Regions from separate parts of the Homo sapiens genome. Here region 2 is linked to region 1. The links are chromatin contacts, found by Hi-C or POLR2A ChIA-PET in ENCODE. All regions are on one chromosome and are shown on one strand. Each heading gives the region's core, a stretch centred on a gene start or an enhancer-like site at or near the end of the contact. The rest is flanking DNA. Distances are from core to core; before and after follow the strand shown.

Region 1 (5,094 bases), core at 2,582-5,081:
CTGGTACTTCGATGACATCCTGAACATGCACTAGGAGAGAAGGTCTAAGGCAGATCTTGGCCTGGCCACAGGTTCCTTCACAAGCTTCTTCTTTACCATCTCTTCCAGGATTCTTGAGAAGGCTAAGTTCTGAAAATGACACTAGAAAGTCTTCCACATCTTGTGATGTCCCACCAGTCAGGGACTCAGAATTTGAGTTATCTTCATGGAGACTAATCCAAAAAGCAGCTGACAGAAAGTCACAATTCCAGAAAGGAAGAACACTGGTACCTTCCTGTGGCAGCAAAGGGTAGGAACACTTCAGCCTTTTTAGCGGGAAAACTTTGCCTAATTCAGCAATGAGTTTCTCATTTATGGTTTTGATAGGATGACATGAAGGTGCTTCCAGGAAACCCCTGTTTAAACACACACAAAAATAACTTTTCTAACTTAAGATAGTAAATAATTATAATGTAGCTAGAATTAAAAATACAAATAGCTGGACAGAAAAGAATTATCTTTAAATTGATCTTGAAAGGAAACAAAGAAATCATCTACCATAAGGAGAAACAGACGTGTATTTCAGAACTCTGACAGCCACCATCCCTACAATATATCAGAAAATGTGACCATTTATAATTCTAGAGATGCTTAAGGAGGCCAGGCTGACAAATAAACATAGCACCAACATCACTAACAATTTATGCACCATCCATTCAATATATGGTTGCCATCAAGACAATCAGGATACAACTGGAGATGGAAGTGATTTCCAGCAAAATAACTGGTTACCTGTTCAACTTTCCTACAAGTGCTTCTGGTTCTGGAAAGGAAAACCACTGGTTACCCAGTTTGATCCTGAAGATTCTGGGTTGAGAACCTTCAAAAGGTAAGCTCCTGGTGAAGATATGGTTCAAAGCACCTTCTACATGAAAGGACTTATCTTGACTCCTGGCAAAATAGACACCAATATGAAGTCTGTCATTATTAAAATAAGCAAGTATTTTTAGAGACCGAATCAATTAATTGGCAGGGCCTATTGAGTCTGTCTATGAGATTTTGTTATCATTAGTGAGAGAGATGAAAACGCAGAAGGCTTAAACCTATGCTATTACCTACCTATATCCAGTGCACTTGTACCCTGCCACAGCCTTACAGCTGAATGGATACACGTCGCTTAAAATGAGCCCCCCCAGGGCTGCCATGGCAACCACTTGCCAACTGTTGTGCCATTCTCTCTGGGGCTTATCCGCAGGAGTTCCACCTTGTCCTCTACATAATGCCACGTGGACTTCTCCTTCCTCTGCAAGAACGTCTGCACAGCTAATAGGGAGAAAAGAAACACTAACTAATTATCATAAACAAGCAGAAATTACCACAGGAGTTGGCAACATACACATGGTTTGCCTGTGAAATAATTAAAATCCAATCATACCTATGTGCAAAAATCTATTAGACCTCAAAAAATGCAAAGAAAGTAGCTGGAAGTAAATAGAAGCATAAATTAAATGTTCAACCCACTCACTGATAAGATTGGCTGACCAGGGTCTGCTTTGCATTTGTGTCATTCATGCATATGTCACAGAAAGATCAATATCTGCACAGTTCCTATATATGATTCATTGCTTAGGCTGTTTCTTCCCATTTAGAAAGTTCTTTTCACTGCCCTCCTGAAATTCAAATACTAGTTTAAAATACCACCTCTGTCAAAACTTTATTGACAGCTATGCCCCATCGGACACCTCCAATAGTATCATGTCTTGTGGTATAATCATGTAAAGCACTGTTTTCAGTTCACAATAATTTTATGAGGCTGTTAGTTACTTTTTTTTTTTTTTTTTTTTTTGAGATGGAGTCTTGCTCTGTCGCCCAGGCTGGAGTGCAGTGGCACGATCTCAGCTCACTGCAACCTCCACCTCCCAAGTTCAAGCGATTCTCCTGCCTCAGCCTCCCAAGTACCTGGGACTACAGGCACGTGCCAGCACGGCCAGCTAATTTTTATATTTTTAGTAGAGGCGGGGTTTTGCCACTTTGGCCAGGCTGGTCTCAAACTCCTGACCTCAGGTGATCTGCTCACCTCGGCCTCCCAAACTGCTGGGATTACAGGCATGAGCCACCACGCCTGGCCCAGTTAGTTACTATTAATATCCCTAGTTTACAGTTGAGGAAACGGAAGCATGTAAAGATTAAGTAAGCTTGCTTAAAATAACAACTGTTGGCCGGGCGTGGTGGCTCATGCCTGTAATCCCAGCACTTTAGGAGGCCAAGGCAGGCGGATCACAAGGTCAGGAGATCGACACCATCCTGGCTAACACGGTGAAACCCCATCTCTACTAAAAATACAAAAAATTAGCTGGGCGTGGTGGCGGGCGCCTGTACTCCCAGCTACTTGGGAGGCTGAGGCAGGAGAATGGCGTGAACCCAGTAGGCGGAGCTTGCAGTGAGCCGAGATTGCACCACACCACTGCACTCCAGCCTGGGCGACAGGGCGAGACTCTGTCTCAAAAAATAAAAATAAATAAAAATAAAAAAATAACAACTGTTAAGTGGTGGGCTGGGATTTGAATCCAGGCAGTCTGGCTTCTAAGTGCACGTTCTTAGCCATTAGACTATATGGCTCTCATTATTTTGCACTGTCAAAAATAAATGATCCTCTTTTACACACCCAAGAGTACATTATTTGTACTTTCATTTAGCATTTAGGGTTTATATATCTGTCTTTCCAACTAAACTTGGGGTTCCTTTGGGGCTTTATAGTCTCTTCTAAACATATCATAGTAGCTTGCACGTGTGCCTTATGTTTGGGTACAGTAACTATGTTATGGACATCTTAAACATTTTCCTTGTGAGGGCGCTCCTTTCCTCACCTTTGGAAAAATTTGGCAAGCAGTTCCCTGTTCTTAGCTACGCCAGCTTTGCGTCCACAATGCGGGAAGATGAAATAAATTTGATCAAATTCTCTCTCGTGCAGTTCAAAGACATCTGCCAGCTGGGTGCAGTCCACACCGAAACGTACATCGATACCTGGCAAAGATAGTTTGGGGGCGCAAAATATAGACAGGAGGATGCCTCAAGACATGGAACAGAAAAACTCTTCCTAACTTAAACCGTGCAGACCAGCCCAAGTCTGGGCACAAAGCCGGCTTTATGTGAATATCCGTGGGACGATCAAGAACAATCTCCACGTGGGTTACATCCCCACGCCCCCACCCTTTCCACTTTGGGACGCGCCGGCCGCTGGGCGGGGTTTCGCAGAGGGGCGGGCTCGCTACCTCGCTCGCGCAGGCACTGCAGATTCTCCCAGGCCAGTGGATCCCGAGCCAACTCGGCCGGGCGCTGGAGGCAGGTGGCGGTAAGTTGAGTGCTCTGATCCAGGGTTTCGCTCAGAGCGGCGGCGAAGGAGAAATTCCCCTCCCCAACCAACAGGAGGCGCCGAGGGGCCATGGCCTCCACGGACTCCCGGCTCGCGTTCTCTGTGGCGCTCGTTTTACGTCACTTCCTTCACGGATCTCTCTCCGCCCCGTCTTCTCCCGTCACTAGTTGATGACGCACCCATGGCGCCTGGTTGTCTAGACGAGCCGGTGTACCGACTCCCCGGTGGATGATAACTATGAGTGCAAAAGCAAGACGCGCACTTTCCTGTCACCTCGCCCTTTCACCCCCTCGGGAAGATCAAAGTGTCTTTAGCCCAAGCATGGCCTTGAGCGACTTCATCACACCTGCATGAGGTCACAAGCAGTCACTAGCGCAGGGGGGTGAGGCGAGTTCTGGGTGAAAGAAACGGGGCGGGGCTGAGGCCAAGGAAGAGGTTGGACTGTGTCTCGCATGCTCCTGACGCAGAAGGTTTTGAACCTTTTTTCACCTCGTCTGAAATGGCTGCCTCCCAGTGTCTCTGCTGCTCAAAATTTCTCTTCCAGGTGCTTAAATCTCCTATCTTCTATTCGTTCAAGAAAGAGTATTGAGTGTCTATTGCGTGCCAGGCCACTGTGAGGGTGGTTACGATATGTGGATGAACAAAATGTGGCCTATGATTTCAATGAGCCTGCAGTCTGGTGGGGAATGCACAGAGCAAAACAGGCAACTCTGATATGGCAGGGTGTGTGCTCTGGGAGCACACAGAAGAACGTTACCAAGTTTGGGGGCGAAGAGGGTCAGAGAGTCCTTGGATGAAGTAAACCCGAGTTGAAAGCTAACAGGGTAAAAGTGCATCTTAACTGAGTCAAGAGGCGTGAAGAGGCAGAAGGAACAATATATGCAAAAGCTTGATGGAGAAACAGAATAGTTGAGTTTGGCTGAAACACAATTGGAGGGAGAGTAACAGATGAGACTGAAGAGTTAGGCAGGGGCCAGGTCATAGGGAGCGTTGTAAGCCTTTAAAAAAAATCAACTTTTATTTTACAAATGGGGGTACAGGTACAGGTTTGTTACGTGGATATATTGCACCCAGGTAGGTTGCAGGTTTGCTACATGGGTATATTGCACCTAATAGTTTTTCAACCCACACCACCCGCCCTCCCCACTCTAGTTAGTAGCCTGGAGTGTGTGTTGTTTCCATGTTTAGGTCCATGTTTGCTCAATGTTTAGCTCCCACTTATAAGTGAGAATGTCAGAGGTATTTATACCAGAGCAACTCCGTCTTGAATAGGGGCTAGGTAAATAAGGCTAAGACCTGGGCTGCATTCCCAGTAAGTTAAGGCATTCTTAGTCACAGGATGAGATAGCTCAGCACAAGATACAGGTCATAAAGACCTTGCTGATAAAACGGGTTGCAGTAAAGAAGCCAGCTAAAATCCACCAAAACCGAGATGGTGATGAGAGTGATCTCTGGTCATCCTCATTGCTACACTCCCACCAGCGCCATGACAGTTTACAAATGCCATGGCAAAGTCAGGAAGTTACCGTATATGGTCTAAAAAGTGGAGGTATGAATTAATCCACCCCTTGTTTAGTATATAATCAACAACCATAAAAATGGGCAACCAGCTGCCCTCAGGGTTGCTCTGCATATGGAGTAGCCATTCTTTATTCCTTTACTTTCTTAATAAACTTCCTTATGCTTTATAGACTCACCTTGAATTATTTCTTGTGTCTCTTGGGGTCTGGATCAGGACCCCT
Region 2 (5,429 bases), core at 2,100-4,599, 2.3 Mb after region 1:
TATAGAAAGGTTGGAACACAAAGCTGGTTATAGCGTGCTGTCTTTTGCAAGTTAATTTTATACAATTCTATTGAGGTCGACTGTGTGGCTGCTGGTAATTTTGCTCATGTTTGGGCAAAGCTGCTCTGCCCCACGAGGCGTGGAATGGGGAGAAGCACCTGACATTTGGCAGGCCCGAGTGTTCTTGGTGGAGGGAAGGATCTAGCAGGTCTGATGCGGTGGCTTTGAGGCTTAGGTCACCTGACTTTAGTTGTGGAGGCCTCAACTCTTCTTTGCCAGGTGCATAGTCTCTTCCCTTTAATTCCCTTGCCTTCCAACCTTGGAGTCATTTTTTAGGGGAGAGGAGAGGGCTGTTGTTTCATTTGGTCTTGTCTTCTCCTCATGTAGGCCAAGGCCTGCCTCTCCTTTCCCCATATTGGCTCCAGAAACTGGCCCTCCAGGCAGTTTGGCATTTGGGAAATGGGCTTTGGGGTCAGGCAGAGAAAGGTTCAAATCCTGTTTGTAATATGTGCTGTGTGACCTTAGCTACATTCATCTTGTGAACCTCAGTTTCTGCATCTGTCAAGTGCTGGTGTTGTTAACTTACATAATTTTTTGGAGGATTAAGTGACAGAATATACGTTGAAGGCATCTGTAGTAAGCCCCTGGCATACAGTTGGCATTTAATAAATGTTAATGGTTTCTGCTTGCACCTTCCTCCCTCATCCTTGTTTCTGAGCCTGTTGCCCCGGGGGGCGTGTCCCCATCCGCTCGTTCCCTGCCTGCCTGGCCGTTTAGTACTGTCTTTCCCCTGAGCCCATCATGGGTACAGTCGTGGAAGTGCTCTTCGTTCGCTTTTTCTGCTTCAGCTCCCCACTGCCTTGCTGCAGGGCCCATGTGGTTCCGCATTGTGTTGGATGTGGTCTCTCCCCCGGCCCTCATGGCCCTTCCTAAAGCGTCCTAACTCCTTCTCACTTCCCATTCTTCCCTCTTCCAGGCGCACGGATTTGTCCACAGCAGGCAGCTGGCAGCTATCTCTCTCAGCGCGTCTACTGTCCCCATGTCTTCGTGCATTCTGTTCTTCCTTCCTGTGGGCCCTCCCCACCCTGCCCCTGGCTCCACTGAATCATCCTCCTCCTGCCCATGTGTCTCACCTCAGCCCAGAGCCCTAACTTCCAGGCATTTCTGCGTCCGGATCTGCTTGACACTCACGTACACTTTTTCTTCTGTTTTAGGGACTTACACCTTGTATCTTCATGCTTCCCTTCAGCTTTGTACGCTACTTAAGGTTCAGAGTGTGGCGGGTTTCATGAACTATCTGCCTACCAGGTTGGCTACCCTTCCCTTGCTTTCTTGGTCTTGATTTTTTCTGCTTTAGCCCACCACTGCCTTACTGCAGAGTGTGGTGCGTCCTGCCCTAGACCCCTGTGTGGTGCTGGGCACTTCTGGGGCAGTGCACTTCTAGCCTGTTGGTAAAGCGTCTTTGCCCTCTCAGCCGCAGTAAGCGTCCTTTCTTATTGCTCTTTCCTTGAGTCCAGTGCTGTAGCCAGACTCATTTTCTTGGTTTGCTTTATGGGCTTGTTGCTTTCTGGGCTCTGTGGCTTTGTTTGCCCCATTCTGTCTACTTGGAATAACCCATCTCCCATCTTCCCAGATCTTCCAAGGTCCCTTCCATGATGCCATCCCCAGCTGTTCCCCACCTCCAGCCAGAAGCAGTCGTGCCTTTTCTGTGCCCATGTTTCTTTATTTGAAGCTATCTTTGGGTGCAGTTTTTCTTCTGTGTTACAGTTATTTATGGACTTATCTCTCTTACTTGGGAGGCGGGGTTACATGGTGGAAGGAATTTGGACACGTACCTACTGCTGATGTGATCTGGGGCAAGAACCATAAGCTCTTACAGCCTCAGTATCCTCATCTGTAAAATGAAAATATTTAACGCTATCTCGGAGAAGCTGTGAGGCTCACCTTGAATACATACCACCATAGCTAACATGTCATGGGGTTAGATCCTGTCCACGTTATGTCCAGCACACTGCCTGGCACATTATTGGTGCCAAGAAGTATTTGTTGAGTGAATGATGCAGCCTGGGATGCCGATGAACAGGGACACTCCTCTCTCCGGACAAGTCCCTCCTGTGGTAGGAACTGTTTATGTCCTAAGGACTCACTGGAGGGGACAGCCAGGAGCCCCTGGCTCGTATTGTATCCCTCTTCCAGGCGGTGTGACCCAGTGTGAGTTAGCCAGTGTCTCTGCTGTGAATCACACATCAGCAGCATTGGTGGGGCTGGTGGAAGCGGCTGCAGAAAAGAAAGGGTTGCTTGCATACTCATGTCAGGTGGGCCCGGTGTCCCCAGTTCAGACAAGAGTGTGACTGTGCAACTGCCCTGCGGAGCTGGCGGTTCCCTGGGGAAGCTGACTTTGGTTCCACCTGAGATGCTGCTTCCAGGTCCCCTGATCTCATATGGCTGCTCCAGAGGCTTTGGGAGTTGGGTCCTCTTTTCCTAGTTTTTCCTTTCCATGCCTGTCTTACTGGGCACTGAAGGCTGATTGTGTCAAATGATTTGTCCCTCTGCTAGTCACTTGCCAATGCCCTTGGAAAGGATGATTTGATGATTAGGCAGGTGCGATGAGTCATAGTAGTGTTTTAATTCACCCTTGCAGATAGCTCACGGCCTATATTCTGATATTTCTATTCTTTTTTTTCTTTCTGTTGTCCGGCATACTCCTCACCTCCGTGCTGAGAGGTCTTGAAAATAAAATAGCACAAAGGGCTTAGTGAGGCTAGACCATTTCCTGAATTGTTTGGCCACTGTTAAACAGGCCCTGGGGGCCTCTGGAGTGACCTGGACTTGTTGGGGAGTTGGGGTCAGAGGGCTGGGCTGGTGGCGCTGGGTCTTCTTACAGATTCCAGTAGTGGTTTACATGTTCTGATGCCTGAAAACAGAACTAGGTGATGTTTTAGAAGAGACATTGAATTAGATGATGTGAGGTTTTCCTGCTGCTCTATTTTGAAGGTTCCATGAAGAAAGCTGACAGTGAGAATGGGTGTGCCAGGTCTGTAGAGTAGACCCATTTTACAGATGACCAAGGGTTCAAGCAGCCCACAGCCTGGAAGAACAGTAGTTGCTCCAGAACCCTGGGCGGGGGAGGCGGGGGGGAGGCGAGCATTTTTTTTCAAAAGGCGCAGGCTGTGGAGAAGTGAGTCCAGGATCTGGGTAGGGGTTGTGGTTGCCCCCCTAAATGTTGCTGCCCTTGCACTGGCACATTCCTGCTGTTTTCTTCTGCTCAGCAGAGCCGAACGGCTCTCACTTCCTGGCTAGCTCTGTGTGCTGCCCCACCCCCTCTTGGCGAGCATTGCCTGTGTTTGTTATTGTAGTCCTGGCTCCAGGCCAGGCCTGGCTGCGAGCCAGACTTGTGGGTACAGTATGTACAGTGAGTGCTGAGCCAAGTTTGTCATCATACACCATTAATTTTTTTTTTCTAATCTGGTTGGGGTGGGGTGAAGGAGGAGGCAAGAAAAGAGTTTCTCCGATGCTTGAGAATAGGCCGCATTGAATTCCGCAGAGATGTCATTTCTGAAAGGCAGACGGAGCTCCGGCTTGTTCTTCCTTCGCAGTTTTTCCTCCTTTCTCTCCCTGTCGTCCTCCTCTCCTCTTCATTTCCCTATCACGCGAAATCAGCCTGCAGGAGATCGACAATGCAGGTCTTATTTTCAGTGACTAGAATACTAAATTTACACTGCTAAATCAGTTTTCATTGTGTTGAAATTGACAATTTGTTTAATTAGAAGTTTGCCCTGTAGGAGGCCCTTCTGAGAGACAGTGCCTTCCCTTTTTCTCTCTCCCTTACTTTCTGTTTTAAGGGTTTTTAAAAGAGCCTAAATGGTAGTAGTGAATTTCAGTTTAATTGAAGTTTTAATTTCAATTCGAATGTGTGAATTAATCAAGTGTTTATGGGCTATACCTGATGATCACAATAAGTTTAAACTAACTATCAATAACCAAACTCATTAACTAATGAGATGATCTGGCCAGGCCCTGCATTCTCAGAGGTGGTTTTGGGGGTCAGAAGGGTTTGCGTGTTGGGGAAAGAGGCTTGGGGTGGGAAGAGAGATGACCTCCAAGGCTTTGCAAAGCTAGCCCTGATGGAGGGTGAAGCTTGGGTGTAGGACTGTGGCCCTTCCCCTTCCTGTGTCCCAGGAAGACTCTGAAACCTCCCTCCTCACCCTCTGCTACCTTACCCCTTTTGGGGATCTGGCATTGAAGCATCTGTTGATCCACTGTCTCTTCGCCACTCCTTGTCGTAACACGAGAAGTGATTCCTAGCTCTGAGGTGTCCATGCAGAGACCACAGACACATGCAGTGACTCAAATTGGTTCTGAGATGGGCCAGTGTAAGGTTTCCCATTAGGTAGATTTCCCACAGCTTGGCTTAACGTCCTGGTGGCTTATAAGTGAGCATGCCTAGAACTGCTTGTCCCTATTTTTGACTCGGCTGCATACGATTAGGGTTTGAGTATTCATGTGGCCTGCTCCTATTCTGGGAGTGTCATTCATTTTTGGAGCCAGAGGATGTTTAATAAGCACGAATTGTGTGTCAGGCTCTGTGCACTTAACAGTGAAGACTGCTACAACATCCCTGCCCTCAAGGAGCTTAAGTCTAGAGTGGGAGATGAGTATGACTATGCAATCATCATACAAGATGGTAATGTGTGCAAAGTGCTAAGAAATCTAGGAGAAATTCAGAGTAGGAGAGTGTTTTGTGCCAGAGGGTAACAGAACAGCATTTTGAAAGGACTCGGTGAGGGGAAGCCGAAGCCACCTATGGAAGTGGGTGGTGTAACCTGCGAGTGTAGGCTGGGCCTGCAGGGAGAGAGCAGAGTGCAGGGTTTAGAAGAGATGGACGAGATACATCTGTGGAAGGAATAGCAAAATGATCTGCATTCTCCCTGAAGCACTGGAGAGCCACTGAAGGACTGAGTAAGAGGGTGACATATTTTTGTGTCTGGAATAGAAGGGACTGTTGGGCTTTTTTTTATGTAGACTAGGCTAGAATATAAGGTGAATAAAGCCTGTTGGAGAACTTGAAGACTGGCCGTCTGTGTTGGGGTGTGGCTGGAGTGTTGAGAGGCCTGTGCCTTCTGTGCTGGTTAGGGCCCTGTGGCCCCATTCTGCCAGGTGGGAGGCCCCATCCTTCCACTCCTCTCTTGCCCTTGTCAGGCACTGTAGGCCCTGGCTGTTGAGAAGCATCCCTGAGATGAGGCTCTTCCCCAGAGTTAGAGCCATGGGGAAAGAATGAAGGCTTTCGTTGATAGATTTTCTGATTTCAGCAGCAGCATGGAGTGGCTGGGGCTTATCACCTGGGACCTGGGTCATCCTCCTGGCAGGGAAAAGGGCTGGAGGAGTCCTTCAGATTGGATCTCTTAGGCTTTCCTCTGTCGCGGTTGGAC

The links. Hi-C counts contacts between places; a loop is a spot of excess contacts on that map. ChIA-PET counts read pairs that join two places held with the same protein, here RNA polymerase II (POLR2A). Pooled maps may share reads with other maps.
Region 2: a loop to region 1 is called in a pooled map, with 9 times the contacts of the local background. The contact joins the enhancer-like site here to the promoter of CFAP68 in region 1. A Hi-C loop is called at or near these places in 4 of 50 pooled maps. POLR2A ChIA-PET finds 5 or more read pairs at or near these places in 2 of 52 experiments (activated T-cell and activated naive CD8-positive, alpha-beta T cell).

The regions. Positions count from the first base shown.
Region 1 is chr11:111,875,710-111,880,803 of GRCh38, forward strand. It overlaps CFAP68 (cilia and flagella associated protein 68), which reads left to right and starts at 3,832. Exons shown (of 4, transcript NM_022761.3): 1 at 3,832-3,896. The coding sequence starts at 3,852. It overlaps FDXACB1 (ferredoxin-fold anticodon binding domain containing 1), which reads right to left and starts at 3,456. Exons shown (of 5, transcript NM_138378.3): 1 at 3,252-3,456; 2 at 2,847-3,003; 3 at 1,099-1,302; 4 at 772-930; 5 at 1-395. The coding sequence starts at 3,423. RefSeq lists enhancers at 3,124-3,743, 3,240-3,709.
Region 2 is chr11:114,156,807-114,162,235 of GRCh38, forward strand. All of the region lies in intron 3 of ZBTB16 (zinc finger and BTB domain containing 16), which reads left to right. Among named protein-coding and RNA genes, the nearest start is that of ZBTB16, 100 kb to the left of the region's middle. RefSeq lists enhancers at 2,771-3,272, 3,273-3,772. Within about 2 kb of position 3,350, at least 30 of the 41 ENCODE cell types and tissues checked have a DNase peak (open chromatin) inside an H3K27ac peak, as active enhancers do.